2 separate regions of the Homo sapiens genome follow, and region 1 is linked to region 2. Evidence: chromatin loops called from intact Hi-C (ENCODE). Cell type or tissue: A673. All regions are shown on one strand. Each heading gives the region's core, and the rest is flanking DNA. Links, peaks and the distances in the headings are about the cores only. Region 1 overlaps RAP2A (RAP2A, member of RAS oncogene family). Region 2 overlaps LOC105370324 (a long non-coding RNA gene).

Region 1 (2,925 bases), core at 134-2,633, 220 kb before region 2:
AGCACTAATGCATAGCCAAACAACGAATGGAGCTTTTCATTTTTCATTTTCATTTCAAATAATAGCAGTCATTTTCAAGGATTGCTATTACTTGAAATGTTTCACTTTTAAGAAATGTGAAACTGACCCATACTCCCTTAAGTGTCTGTAAGTGTACATACCTCCGTATACATACATGACCTCTTGTCAAAGCCAAGTGGACCAACTGAAAATGGCTATATTTGTAAATTCATATGCTTTCTTTTCTTAACTTGATTTTGGGTGAGATGACACACACAAAGAAGAGTAACAGGGATATAGGAAATGTTTTTCAGTTGAAATAAAACTAGAATTTTTTTCTGATTTTGTAATTGCTTTTTTCATTGTTACCCATGCCAGGATCAGCCATGGTCCTGACATGAAGTTCTTGGAACATGATATACAAGGCCTCTTTGCTGTTAGGAAAAAGTCCAGAAATCTTCAACATGACCTTTCACAGTCCAGCTTGCTCTTATCCCTCCCTGCCTGTGCAGCCTCACCTCTTGCACCCATCCTTTTATTCTAGCACCCAGACCTTAAGTCCTTGAAAGTACCTTTCTCTGGGCTCTCCTTTGGCCTGTGGAAATCTACCTTTTTGCAGAGTTAATTCCTACTCCGTCTTTCACCCTCACCCCTGCTTAACCCATTTATACCGGAGGTTGCAAATGTTTTTTGTGAAATATCAGACCTTAGCAATGACCTTGAACAGTAGGATATAAATAACTCCCACAAGCTTAGTGTTCCAATAATGGAACACTAGGCATAGATGAGTTAAAAGATTTTTCCCCACTGAGGGAAGATGTCCTCTCAAACCAAAGTAACCCCTTTCCTGTCTTCCCTTACTAAACTTTATGCCTCACCTCTTTGCTCAATCACACATACCCTGTCCTTTCCCTTTTCTTTGAAGCACTCATCCAAATTTAATTATTTGTGTGATAATTTATGGGTAGCCAGCCTTTCTCACAAAACTCCAAGCCCACGTAGGTGACACAGCTCCTACTAGCACATAGGAAACAAGAAAAAATGTTGAAAAAATGAATGTTCAGAAAGAAAAGTATTTGTATTGTTGTTTGGCCTCAGTTTCCCTAAACATTTTGATTTCATAGATGGAGGAGATGATCTTTTAAAGTTCATTTTGCAGATGGAGATGATCTTCCTTCAGCTCGAACTTTCTGTGAGAACACTTCCAGTTGGGGCAGTGTTTAATACGAACCTCAAAGAATCAGAAACATGATGTATTCCAGATGGAGGAAATGGCACAGGAAATGCATAGAATATGTTTTTTGGATGTTAAATAGAGCAGACTGGCCAAATGGGGAATGTATATAGAAGTGTGAGGGGAGGTAAGGTGAAAATTTTTAAAGCTAAATTACTGAAGGTTAAAGACTTAGGAGTTGATCATGTAGTCAAGGACCATAATCACAATTGTCATAGGTATAGCAATATGTAGTGATATGGTAGATGTCTTAGTGGTAATAGACTACTCTGTTTCATAACAGGAAGAATAGTCATAAATGTTGTGATAATCCAGTTTTTACGTGAAGTGTGAAAATCCTGAATTAGCATGGTGTCTGTAGTAACAGGAGAGAAAGGATGCAAGGAATGTTGTAAAGAATGAAGTAATCAAACTCAGTGGTAGAGGAAGAGGAAAAGGTCAGAAGTAACCTTGACATTTTGAAATGAACAAATAGGATTATGGAGGAATAGCTGGGGGAGATTATTTTCAGTTTTGGAGATGGTAATTATCCAGATAGCCAGCCTAATAAGTAATTAGAACATTTGAATAAAGCCTGAAAGGTCAGGTTATGTATGAATATGAAGACTCAGGATCATCTGCGTAGTTCAGATTGGGAGAGTAGATGAAACCTACTGGGTAGAGTATAGAGACAGAAATGAATGGATATGGCTAACAATAGAAATGAGGAATGAATGAATATAGCCAAGGATAGAACTCGAGAGTTGTAAGATACACAGTGGAGACTTCCTATATTGCAGTAGGCGAGAAGGCGTGGGGTGTTTTAAGATTGGGAAAAAGATAGTTGACTAGCACTACCCAAGGTGAGTAAGTTGTTTTTTTTTAAGATTATTATTAATTTTCTATATCACTTAAGTGGTCACTTTCAAGTGAGCTGGCTGATTGTTTACACTTTCCCCCTTACCATAAGTAGCTATTAAAGCCTACTCTAAAACAGAAGCATATTACCAATTGTTACACATAGATCTTTGGCCCATGACAGTTTGGTGCTGGAGAGCCGAAACGAGAGTATACATCAAAAGATGTCTGTCCCAAGTAAGTGAAACTTCTGGAGCTCTGCTACCGTTTTTCCCTCTAAAAATACCTGCTTCCCCAGTACCAAAACTTAATTCAAAGCTGGACCTCCCAGGTACAGAGCCTAATAGCTGTGGGTCACTTTTTTTTTGTTTTGTTTTGGTACTGGTGAATTAGTAGGAAAAATTTTTAATAATAAATATATATAACATGAAGAATTGATGACTAAATCCTGAAAGTCAGACATAAATCCAAACAAAGAATTTGGGTATGAAGATAAGGACTGATGGTGAAACCTCTATCCACTTAAATACAAAACTAAGATAAAAGAATTGTGAGAATTATGGCTGCCAAACAGAATATTAAAGTTAAAAAGACTGACAATATGAAACAAACAATATAACTAGTAAGTCAGGATGAGAGGAGGGAAATAGTTATGAGTGCTCACTTCATCTTTCATGAGAGGGATTTAAATGGTCAAAAAATTGAAATTTGTTTTGAAAATGACTCGAAGAGCTCAGTGTTTTTCATGATCTTTTTTTCTTTAAAAACCACTTTATTGAGGTATGATTGATGTACAAAAAGCCAGACATATTTAATGTGTACAACTCAGTGAGTTTAGAGATAAGCATACACTT
Region 2 (2,925 bases), core at 96-2,595:
GCCACCATAGATGCCCTAAGGCAGGGAAGAGGATGGTGTGTCCACAAAGAGAAAGGCCAAGAAGCCAAGATGTGAATGGTGGGAGCTGAGGTTGGACAGGTGGGCAGGCCCAGGTCCTAGAGGGCCGTGGGGGTCATGGATGGAGTCTGGTTACTGTCATCTCTGCTCTCAGTGCCCTTCCTCCACCCCAGGACCCCCACACATGCCTCCCCTCTGAAAGTGTCTGCCTGGGCACATTCTTGACAGAGCTCCTGGGTGGCTTTCTCAGTGGGAAAGTGAGTGGTAACTGATCCAAGGCTTTAATTTATGGCCTGCAGAAATATTTGCATTAGTATGAGTGAATCTTTAAAGACTGAGAGTCTATCGGGGTCATCTCTAAAAGTGGAATTTCAGATGCCTGGCATCATGGAGGAGGGACTTCAGGGCAGATGCCCTCCTGGGACCCTTTCTGTCACACCAGCAGATGGGACAAAGTCCTTCTGGCCCAAGTTTAACTCCAGGATATAGGCACTCAGCTCTGTCAGCAAAGAAATGAAAAGTGGCTTCCAGCAGCTTATTTAAAGAGCTCCTGATGCTTCCTAAGGAGCTTTATTTGGCACTCACCAATAGGTATTTCCTGAAAAAGAAAAAGAGGAAATTGACCCAATATCTTGTGATGAGGAAAGTCATTAGATAATTATGTCAATTTCTTGCTTCTATATGAAGCTCAAAAACAGAGTAAAACTCATTTAGTCAAACTAGCCAAATTACTTAGATCTCCAAATAGAGTAAAACTAATTTAGTCAATCTATTAATTTAAAGAAACTGGACTACTATAAGTGTAAAGTCCATAATATGATTTAAATGTCTGAAGAAAGGCTGCCTTCTTCTTTCTAGTAAATGGAGTGACTCAAGATTACCGCTAACTCAAAATTTCCAGAGTTTCTTCAGAACTTGATTCTACGAATGGAATGTACTTTGATACCACTTCATCTAGACAATGGTATAATTCATGCAATGTATGATTGAATATATGATTTTTGGCTCCCTTTAAGTCAACAGGATTCCCATAATCTCATCTTTAGGGGTTGTTTTCTTGGCAAACAAGTTTTTTTTATAGATAATTCAGAGGTAAATTTGTCAGCCATTATTATCACAAATATCATATTGTTGGTGTCTTCACTGACAGGGTTATATTAAAGTCCTGCAATCATTTCATCACAACTGATGATATCTTGGGAGATTGAGAATTCCTGGAGGAAGGCATAGCTATTTGAATTCTCTGAGTTAGCTATACAAGAAGGCAGCCATTCAGGTGAGCAGTGGCAGCCCATTTCAGGGACCTGGCGCAGGTGGGTGAGACCTGAGAGAGTGCTAAGCAGGCACGACATCCACGGACAAGGGGGAGTTGATGGTAAAACACAGCAGCTATGGATCTGAGTCCCCATAAGATTCTTCCCAAAGTTCAACAAAGACAAGCTAATAAGAGTTTCTCGAAATGCCTCAATCACAACATTTATGTCTTCAGGTTTGGATAATGCATTGCTTTTAGGGCCAGAAAGCTCTGAAAAGGTTGGTGATGGGTATTTCCACGGCACGTGGATTTGTGAAACCCACTTGAGCCCAGGCACACAGTGTGTGCAAAGCCAGACTGCCACCTACTGACATGCAGCAGGGGTGGTCCGGCATCCTTTTGTTGTTGGGTATAATACAGGTTCTGTCTATTACCAGTGGTCTACTGACCCCTCTGTGCTACTTGTTAAAACACAATAGAAAAGGAGTAATCATTGCCTTGAGACTTGAATTACATTTTTTTAATGGTTGAGAAAAAAAACACTCATCCTAAACATATCAAATGTCTGCTAGTGGATCCAAAATAGAAGAGCAACTATATCATGATGAGATTGAGTGGGACAAATATGATTTTATTTCAAACAACTCCCATATTTCTTCAATATGAGAGGTGAGAGACAACAGACTTGTTTCACTTAATGGAAAACTTCTTGAAGGCAGGAATTATTCTTACTTCTGTTTTCCCCCTGAACTTGACATCTTTCCCAGTGAATACTAAAGACTTAAAAATGTTTTGTTAATTCAGTGTTTACAATTTTAATAATTATAATTATTAAAATGAAAAACCAAATCAGATGCTCACGAAAATGCATCAAGAGAACCCTGGGCTTAAATCCTGTCTCTAATAGCTGTGTACCTTGGGCACCTTACTTAACCTCTCTGATTCTGTTTATTATTTTTAAAATGTAGGTGATGCAAACTATCTCATTGGGTTGATCTATGAGGATTAAATGACATCACGTAGATGGCATGCTTAGCATAGTGTTTGGCACACAGTAATCTTTCAGTGAACAGGAGATCATTTTTAAAGTAAAGCAGGCCTGAGGTCCTGCCTGCTACCCGTTGTGACCTGGCTTGGAATCCTCCAGCCTCCGCTTTCCTTAGCAGTTTAAAAAGACTCTGCAACTGGCCAGCACCTTGCCCGACCTAACATGTGAGCACAACCCAGAGAGCCGGTGCAAGGCAGGCTGGGGAAGCAAGAGATTAATTGAACATTTTTCTTATTGTTATTTTTAGTTACAAAACTGCAGGCAAACAGTTTCTCTTCCTGTCGGATAGTGCATCTCTGGCTGGAAGGCAGGAACGCAGGTGGGAGGAGGCCTGACCATTAATCATAAGGAAGCAGGGAAGGAAATTGAGACAGGAAATGTCAGCATCAAAATGTCCTTACTCTGGGTCAGTCTTAAGGTGCATCCCCAGACCAGCATGTTAAAAGCTGGGGCCTGACTACAAACAACACCAGCGAAGAGGAAACGCCCGGCAGTAGAATGTCAAACCAAAAATAAATTGGGCATGTTTCCCTTCTAAGGCAGAGGGACTAGCTCCTCTTATACTTGGCTCTCAAATTCTTGCTAAAATTCCGGGAAGCCGTCT

Evidence for each region. Peaks named below come from ENCODE experiments on the same cell type or tissue, not always from the same donor. Only the 100,000 strongest peaks of a DNase experiment are listed, where the experiment ranks them.
Region 1: it touches region 2 in a loop (6-fold over the local background); 10 of 110 quality-filtered maps call a loop at or near these places.

What each region holds. Positions count from the first base shown.
Region 1 is chr13:97,437,808-97,440,732 of GRCh38, forward strand. All of the region lies in intron 1 of RAP2A (RAP2A, member of RAS oncogene family), which reads left to right. Among named protein-coding and RNA genes, the nearest start is that of RAP2A, 5.1 kb to the left of the region's middle. RefSeq lists a silencer at 390-583. In A673, for the core only: no CTCF peak of the experiment used is centred there; DNase peaks (open chromatin) are centred at 1,264 and 1,604; H3K4me3 peaks cover 1,919 bases; H3K27ac peaks cover 2,461 bases.
Region 2 is chr13:97,658,174-97,661,098 of GRCh38, forward strand. The region is part of intron 3 of LOC105370324 (a long non-coding RNA gene); the gene reads right to left. Among named protein-coding and RNA genes, the nearest start is that of RAP2A, 230 kb to the left of the region's middle. In A673, for the core only: CTCF peaks have their summits at 1,638 (motif pointing left) and 1,838; a DNase peak (open chromatin) is centred at 498; H3K27me3 peaks cover 845 bases.